Regions from separate parts of the Homo sapiens genome. Here region 2 is linked to region 1. The links are chromatin contacts, found by Hi-C or POLR2A ChIA-PET in ENCODE. All regions are on one chromosome and are shown on one strand. Each heading gives the region's core, a stretch centred on a gene start or an enhancer-like site at or near the end of the contact. The rest is flanking DNA. Distances are from core to core; before and after follow the strand shown.

Region 1 (4,253 bases), core at 1,147-3,646:
GCCTACACTGTTTCTCAGAAGCCTAGGCCTGGGAGCTGGTTAGCAGCAAGAACACACAATAGGGAAAGCCCCGTAATTGTCCTGGCTCCTGGCACTGGGAGACTGACTTAGTTCTCATGGCGAGGAGCTCTCTGAGAGTATCACCCGGGCAGAAATGTAAGGAGCACACCTGGTTTTGGCCAGTCATTGCCATGTTTGCAATAACATGGCTGTGGGCCAATATCATTAGGCAACTTTGTGACTTGGTCATTGAGCAATGATCGAGGTCCTATTTGAAAGCTAAGGTCAAGCTTATGAAGCAATGCCAGCTTGTAACATCGTGCAGGTTTATTTAACACAGATGAAACCAAGACATATCTTTACCATCCAGGAGTAAATTATCCCAGGCACAGGGAAAGATGAAGTAGGAATGTTTCTTTTGGTGTCTTCCATGTCTAGTTTCAGAGACCCCATTCAGCTCCCATCTCACTCTGTATCTCACCCCTGGCCTGTGCTCTATTCTCTCAGGGCCACGATCCTTCCTTTAGTCTTCCTCCATCTCTCCATCCCTCTTTCCTTCCTTCTTTCCTCAAATATATTTTTTGAAACAGTACTCAGGATTTTATTTGTTTATGTTTTAATTTCAACTTTTATCATAGATTAAAGGGTACACATGCAGGTTTATTACATGGGTAAATTGCATCACCCTGAGGCTTGGGATCCCAATGATCCCATCACCCAGGGAATAAGTATAGGACGCAACAGGTGGCACTCCAGCCCATGCCCCCTGCTCCCTTCCTTCCCCATCTAGTGATCCCCAGTGCCTATTGTTCCCATCTTCGTGATCATGTGTCTTCAACGTTTAGGCCCCACTTACAAGTGATAACATGCAATATTTTGTTTTAGGTTCTTACATTAGGTCATTTATGGAGGTCATAATGCCTTCCACCTCCATCCATGTTGCGAAAGGACATGATTTCATTCTTTTTTATGGCTGCATAGTATTCCATGGTGTATTTGTACCTCATTTTCTCTCTCCAATCCACTGTTGATGGGCTCTTAGGTTGATTCCATGTCCTTGCTATTGTGAATGGTGCTGCAGTGAACATAGGAGCATATGTGTCTTTAAGATAGGATGAATTACTTTCCTTTGGGTATATACTCAGTAGTGGGATTGCTGGGTCTAATGGTTGTTCTATTTTGAGTTCCTTGAGAAATCTCCAAACTGTCTTCCACAGTGGCTCAACTAGTTTGTGTTTCCATTAAGAGCATATAAGCTTTCCCCTTTCCTCTGCAGCCTCACCAGCAACTCTTATTTTCTGTCTTTTTAATAATAGCCATTCTGACTGGTGTGAGATGTTATCTCATTGTGGTTTTGATTTGTATTTCTCGAAATTATGGAATGCTGCATAAATTTGTGTGTCATCCTTGTGAAGGGGCCGTGCTAATGTTCTCTGTATTGTTCCAGTTTTAGTACATGTACTGCCGAAGCGAGCACTTGAATATTTTTTGAGCACCCGGTATGTGCCAAGGGTAGAGCAGAAAGTCTCTTCTCCCATGGGTCTTATATTCTAGTCAGGCGAGACTTACTACAAACAAACATAGAGCCATTGAACATATCAGGTGGTAAAAGGTGCCACGAAGGAAAATGAAATAGGGGAAAGGTACACTCAGCATGTCCAGGAAAGACTGGTCTGACAGGATGCTCTCTGAGGAGAGCCTTGGAAGCAGTGAAGGGGAAGCCAGATGGGTATGTGGGGGCGAAAACAAGGGGGGCCCAAGGCCTCAGGTGGGAGCCATTCTCGAATCAGCAGGGAGGCCTGTGTGGCCTCACTGCTGAGTCAGACAGAGAGGAGGTGGGAAGAGATGAGGTCAGAGGGAACTGAGGGTCAGATGGTATGGTAAGAGCTGGCTGTATCTGACTCAGCTTCAGGAATTTGCCTTCCCAGGGTCAGTTTTCTTAGTGGCTTCTTAATTACTGAAGATACATCAAAACTAAAATGAATGAATCTGAAGTGTCCTTTCAATTTTGGGGGAGAAATACTTGAACAAGGGGCACCTCCCTTCAAACCCCACAGGTATCTGCTTTTGAAAGCTTTGCTTCCCTTCTCCTCTCTAAAAGTTGTTTCCAGGCTGAGGAGCTGCGGGGGTGGCGGGAGAAGGGGGACTTCCTGAAGCAGGAACAGAAAACACCAGACTGTTCTCTGGCAATAAGCCTCCTCCCACCCAGCAGACATCTCAGTGGGGGGAGGTGAGGCAGGAGGTGGGTGACGCGTCGCGTGTGGCCTGGCCCCACTGTCCCTGCCCTCCTCACAACGGGCCTCAGCTTCTTGTGGCTTAAAACCTCTCAGGTGTCAACCAGTTCTTTTTCCTGAAGCAAGGGCAAGCTTTGGGATTCTGTAAGCCTTGAAAAAAATGTGCTCACAGACTTGTGGTAATCTCATGGCTCTCACTTGCTTTTCTGGCACTCTTTCACTTTACATCTGTGGGGTTGAATCACCAAAAAATGTTCAGCTGAGTTTGCATGTCAAAATAAATTAATGACCATTTTGTTTTTCTACTGAGAATGGGGAACCCAAGGGGTCAAGTGGCATTTTAAAAAGTATGCATTTGACCTGTGGAACAAGAGACAGCCTTTAGTTCTAAACAGGAAAGTCAGTGGTAGTATTTAGTCAAAAGAGGGATAGAGCTCATGCTTTCTTTTCTTCCTCTTTCTTTTTTAAAGGACCAAATTCTTGACTGAAAGTTGTATTTTTGTGAGGAATGAAGGCCTTTTTATAAGGAACGATCAATCTCTCCCAGCACTTTTCTTTCTTACTAAAAAAAAAAAAAAAAAAAAAAAAAATCTAAGAACTTCTATTACTAAAAAACTACCTAAGAACTTCTGTTCTTTCTCCTTGTATGTGTCTGTCTGAGATACCGAAATTCACCCAAGAAACAAAGTATCACATGAGCATCAGCAATAGATAAAAATGACTAAAACCAATAAAGCCAACTTACTGAAGAGATTCTGCCCTGTGTTCCAGATGGGCACGTACTTGGCCTTACTTGCCCGGTGATGTATTTCTACCCCTGACATCTGCCTTTTCTACTACACATAATTTCTGCATCATCCCTTGATTCATCCCTTACTTGAGTTTTTAAACCCCAGACTATTTACTGGATTTTCACCTTTATAAGCTATCACCATCTCTGTAGAAATTTCTGACATCAACTCATTTCTGGTCACCAGTCATCGCTTCAGAGTTGGTCTTAATAATCACCCTCACCTTCCCAGGGTTACTCTTTTCAATACAGCGCCCAATAATATCCCGCTCTTACACATGCTGATCCTATGCCACCAAGATAACTATATCCCAACCCAGCCAGGGGCTAGACAATACAGTATGGAATCCCTTGAAAATGAAAGTGCTTGTGCTAGACGTGAAGCATTAATCAGGTGAAGATCCAGGATTTGTGATGCTCTTGATGACAGAATCATTCTGATTCCTTCTCATGGCTTACAGGAGGGAAGGACAAAGTGAGTCACCAGTCCCAACAGTAGATACTTTTTGATGATGGTTTGTACTTCATCTTCCAGGGACCAAAAGATCAGTTTTAATATTCCAGTTTAATTTTGAAGGCAGAAGCAAAAAATTCTTCTGAGAATCCTAAGTGCAAAGAACCAACTGACTCTGTTTCTGTGTTACTTGATTTTCTTGCTGCCTTAGCAGCCCCTTTAGCATCTTCCTCTGCTTAGGCCATTTGTTAGAAAGGTAGAGTGAGAGCTAAGCATGAGTATAAGAAAGATTCATGGAAGAGTACTTTTTATTCATTATTCACTGATTCAGTAAATATTTATTAAACATCTACACTATGATTGATACTAGAAATATGAGTGTGCCAAAACAGACACAATTCTTGATTTCATGACAGTTATAATTCAGTAGGGGTGTCATACCTGAATGAAAGAATCACGGAAATAGATGTGAAATTACAAATGTTATAGGGACTACAAATGAGAGGTACACTGTGCCACTGTGAGCATAAGTGTGAGATTGACTGGCCAAGGAATTCAGGGAAGGCTTCCCCCAAGAAAAGGACAATTGATTTCAGGTTTGGAGGAGGTGATGAGGAGAGAAAAGAGCAGTTAATACAGATGGAATAGCACAGGCAAAGACCAGAGGCAGATACACTCCAGGAAATCCAGAACAGTATATAGGACCAAGACAACAGAGAGGGATAGGAGAGAGCAAGGAAAGCATGGTAACATGAGTCAGGTAGGGATCAGCCCA
Region 2 (4,253 bases), core at 777-3,276, 390 kb before region 1:
TCGCCTCCTGTCACAGGCAGCAGGGCTTCCGTGCCACAGAGGGAGGGCAGCCCCTCCAAGGCAGGGCCTCACCCCTCATCCAGACCTGTCTGAACATTCTGCAACGAACGCCCAAGTCCATGGATGCTTCCCTGGCCAAGGCCTGGACCGGCCTCTCTTGGACTTTATGAGTACTGTGTTATTGTGCGTATGGGCACGCCTCCCCATAAAGGGTGAGGTCATCCACTGAGGAAGAAGAACATTTCTCAAAATTGCGCCTGAGATCTGAGCAGGGAAACTTGAGCAGGACTGAATCTCTAGGCAGCTACTACAGTGTTTCCCTCTGTGGGCATTTGATAGATATTTGGTGCTTGCTTCTCTTCTGCTCCCACATAAAACCTCAAGATTCCATCCTCCAAGGAGTCGGTTCCGCCTGTCACTTCACTCCAAGCTCAGCTTCAGAGATAAGGCTTCAGAAGAGAAATGCGTCTTCCCACATATGGCTCTGTTTTGAACTTAAAAACAGATTTGATGTGAGTACCTGCATACCATGGTGATAGGTGCCATAGAAATCAGAGGAAAGGCCGGGCACAGTGGCTCATGCCTGTAATCCCAGCACTTTGGGAAGCCGAGGTGGGCGGATCAGTTGAGACCAGCAGTTCAAGACCAGCCTGGTCAACCTGGTGAAACCCTGTCTCTACTAAAAATACAAAAACTAGCCGGGCATGGTGGCAGGCGTCTGTAATCCCAGCTACTCGGGAGGCTGAGGCAGGAGAATTGCTTGAATTCGGGAGGCGGAGGTTGCAGTGAGCCAATATCACACCACTGCACTCCAGCCTAGGTGACAGAGTGAGACTTCGTCTAAAAAAAACAAAAGAAAAAAAAAGAGGTAAAGCAGGGAGGTGGGACAGAGGAATGGTGGACCTAGAACATCAGGGGTTGGTTTGGAAGCAGCGTTTTGGTGACACTGATGCTTATTTTAAGCTGGCAGTGTTATTGATCATGTCCTCCCTGCACAGCCAGCCTCCCCCCTGGGAACACAAATGCTTTCTGCTTCCCTATGCACTATACTCTGGGGTCTTGAGAGGAGTGGAAACTGCATTCATCATGTAAGATACACATCAATGTCACTACTTTATTGTTGTTGCTGTTGTTGTTGAGACAGAGTCTCACTCTGTCACCCAGGAGTGCAGGAGTGCAGTGTTGTGATCTTGGCTCACTACAACCTCCACCTCCTGGGCTCAAACAATCCTCAAGCCTCGACCTCCCAAGTAGCTGGGACTACAGGCACGCAGCACCATGCCTGGTTAATTTTTGTGCTTTTAGTAGAGATGGGGTTTCACCATGTTGGCCAGGCTGGTCTCTAATTCTTGGTCTTAAGCGATCCACTGGCCTCAGCCTTCTAAAGTGCTGGGATTACAGGCATGAGTCACCACGCCCGGCTGACACTTTTCAACGTATTCATGCACATTACCTCCCTCATTTAATCCTATGCTAGGGCAGCTAGTATCACCCCTGCATTTCTGATGAATTTGAGGTTCAGAGACTGACTTGTCCAAAATCACAGAGCACGTGAGTGGCCACAGCTAACCTGAAGCCCCCTGTTCCCCTGACTCGGCTTCCTCATGTTGTGTAGCCGTGGAATTTTCAGGGTGCTGGACAGGCCTTCAGTGTATTTTGGGCAGTGTCATTCAGGATAGAAGGAGCTGTGTGGAGTGATTCAAATGCTCAGAGAAGCTGGTGCTTCTGCATGAAGACTGCAAGAAAATGGGATTGGCTGCAGAAGAATTTTGCTAATTTTATGTCTTGAGATACACGGACTCTACTTTCAAGATTGGCAGTCATTCCAAACAGCTCCTGGCCAGCATCAGTGAACTTCAGTACTCTCAGCTTCACTGGCCTGTGCAAATGCAAATACAGGTCCTGAGAATGGCTGCACAGCTGCCTACACCCTCCTCAAAGCATCACGGGACAGACAGCTCAGACCAAGCCAAAGGCAACGTGAAACACTGGGCATGCTTTCACTTCCTTTCTCCACTCTCCTGCACGCATGTCTGTCGTAGCTAACTGGTACGCCTGCGTGCCACGAAACTCCTTGTGTCTGAGCCTTCGCCTCTGCCTTCCCTCTCTCTCACCTGACCATTCATCTTCACTTTGCCAAATCTGACCTAGCCTTTGAGGCCCAGTTCAAATGTTCCCTCTCCAAAAAGGTTTTCTCTGATTCCCTGTCGCTGAAAGTTGAAAGTGATCTCTCCCTCCTCTGACACCACTAGCTTGAAAGAGGGTCTAAAGGTGAGAACGAAAGGTCTCTCCATTCCGAGAGACACCAGTAAGCCCCCAAAAGCTGGAGCCTGCCAAGCTCCCCTTGCCTTATAGGGGGAGTCCGAACTGGTTCCATGATTCCCCATTCAAGCTCTGAGGGTTGACAAAGGAGAGGGTGAGGTGGACTGGTCTTGGGGAGAGGGGTTATTCACTCTCTTTCTTGAAGCCAAGGAATGGGGTGGGGACCTAAGAGAATCATAAGGAAAACTAGAGGTGTTTGTAAGGAGAGTTGTGCTCCCAGATGGTTGTTTGCTTGGCCTTCGGGCTTGTCAATCTGCCCTAGGGCTGTGGAGAAGAGGATGGGAGGGAGATAGTGGGGAAGGGATATACTGCCTGGCAGAGAGGGCCCAGAACTGCTGCCTTGAGTTCTCAGCTCCTGAGGGCGTGCAGGATGGATCCATGCAAACTTGCTGTGCTGAGAGGAGACACTTGCCCTTTGCCTCTCTCTCTTCCTGCACCAGCACACACTGGAGGGCTGGCTCTACAGAGGGGAGAAGATGATGGGTAAAGAGATCAAGCCTAAGCTAGAGTCACAGACAGACCCAGTCTGCATGGGTAGACAGGGAGTTGATGAGACTTGAAGCTTCAGGATGCAAAGGACTGAGTCTTAAATCGGAAATAATCAAAGGTGGCTAGAAAGCTATGGAAGGTGGCAAAGATGTGATTAAGAAACCCTCTATTTGAGAAAAAAAAAAAGGATGGTCAGTCTGGATTAGTTGGGGGCAATTACATTAGGAGAAAAATCATGTTTTATCCCCAAGTAGTTGAGATTATTCAATCAACTATTTAGAATTTTTTTTTTTTTTTTTTTAGATGGAGTCTTGCTCTGTCACCCAGGCTGGGATACAGTGGCATGATCTCAGCTCACTGCAACCTCTGCCTCCCAAGTTCAAGTGATTTTCCTGCCTTAGCCTTCTGAGTAGCTGGGACTACAGGCACCTGCCACCATGCCCAGCTAATTTTTGTATTTTTAGTAGAGATGAGGTTTCACCATGTTGGCCAAGCTGGTCTCGAACTCCTGACCTCAGATGATCCACCCACCTTGGCCTCCCAAAGTGCTGGGATTACAGGCGGGAGCGACCGTGCCCAGCTAGAATTATTTTTGCATCTCCTTTTCTCTTAAAAAAAATTGTGCTAAAAACACATAACACAGCCTGGGCGAGGTGGCTCACGCCTGTCATCCCAACACTTTGGGAGGCTGAGGCAGGCAGATCACTTGAGGTAAGGAGTTTGAGACCAGCCTGGCCAACATGGTGAAACCCCATCTCTACTAGAAATACAAAAATTAGCCAGGTGTGGTGGCATGTGCCTGTAATCCCAGCTACTCGGGAGGCTGAGGCACGATAATTGCTTGAACCCGGGAGGCAGAGGTTGCAGTGAGCTGAGATTGCGCTACTGCACCCTAGCCTGGGCATCTAAAAAACAACAATGACAACAAAAAACAAAACACATAACATAAAATTTACAGTCTCAAACATTTCTTCTTTTTTTTTTTTTTTTGATATAGTCTCACTCTGTCACCCAGGCTGGAGTGCAGTGGTGTGATCTCGGCTCATTGCAACCTCCGCTTCCTGAGTTCAAGTGATTCTCATGTCTCAGCCTCCTGAGTAGCTGGGATTACAGGCATGCGCCACCACACCCAGCTAATTTTTTTTTTTTTTTTGAACTTTGGTAGACATGGGGTTTCACCATATTGACCAGGCTGGTTTCGTACTCCTGGCCTCAAGTGATCTGCCTGCCTCGGCCTCCCAAAGTGCTGGGATTACAGATGTGAGCTACCACGCCTGGTCAGAATTTCCTTCTTTTTAAAGGCTGAATAATATTCCATTGTATGTGTACACCACATTTTGTTTAATCATCTGCTGATGGACACTGAGGTTGCTTCTACCTCTTGGCTATTGTGAATACTGCACTATAAACATGGGTGTGCAAATATCTCTTTGAGATCCTGC

Evidence for each region. A loop is a pair of places that touch in the nucleus more often than their neighbours do. ChIA-PET counts read pairs that join two places held with the same protein, here RNA polymerase II (POLR2A). Pooled maps may share reads with other maps.
Region 2: a pooled map shows a loop between it and region 1 (2.4-fold over the local background). The contact joins two enhancer-like sites. A Hi-C loop is called at or near these places in 1 of 50 pooled maps. POLR2A ChIA-PET finds 5 or more read pairs at or near these places in 2 of 52 experiments (BJ and HEK293T).

The regions. Positions count from the first base shown.
Region 1 is chr2:38,144,639-38,148,891 of GRCh38, reverse strand. All of the region lies in intron 2 of CYP1B1-AS1 (CYP1B1 antisense RNA 1), which reads right to left. LOC107985871 (a long non-coding RNA gene) reads left to right here. Exons shown (of 4, transcript XR_007086290.1): 1 at 1-2,057. It also overlaps the pseudogene RNU6-951P. Among named protein-coding and RNA genes, the nearest start is that of CYP1B1-AS1, 16 kb to the right of the region's middle. RefSeq lists enhancers at 1,631-1,720, 1,751-1,930, 1,131-1,939, 2,011-2,110, 2,141-2,190 and 1 more. Within about 2 kb of position 2,396, at least 25 of the 41 ENCODE cell types and tissues checked have a DNase peak (open chromatin) inside an H3K27ac peak, as active enhancers do.
Region 2 is chr2:38,531,109-38,535,361 of GRCh38, reverse strand. No RefSeq gene overlaps it. Among named protein-coding and RNA genes, the nearest start is that of LINC02613, 17 kb to the right of the region's middle. RefSeq lists an enhancer at 1,641-1,770. Within about 2 kb of position 2,026, at least 6 of the 41 ENCODE cell types and tissues checked have a DNase peak (open chromatin) inside an H3K27ac peak, as active enhancers do.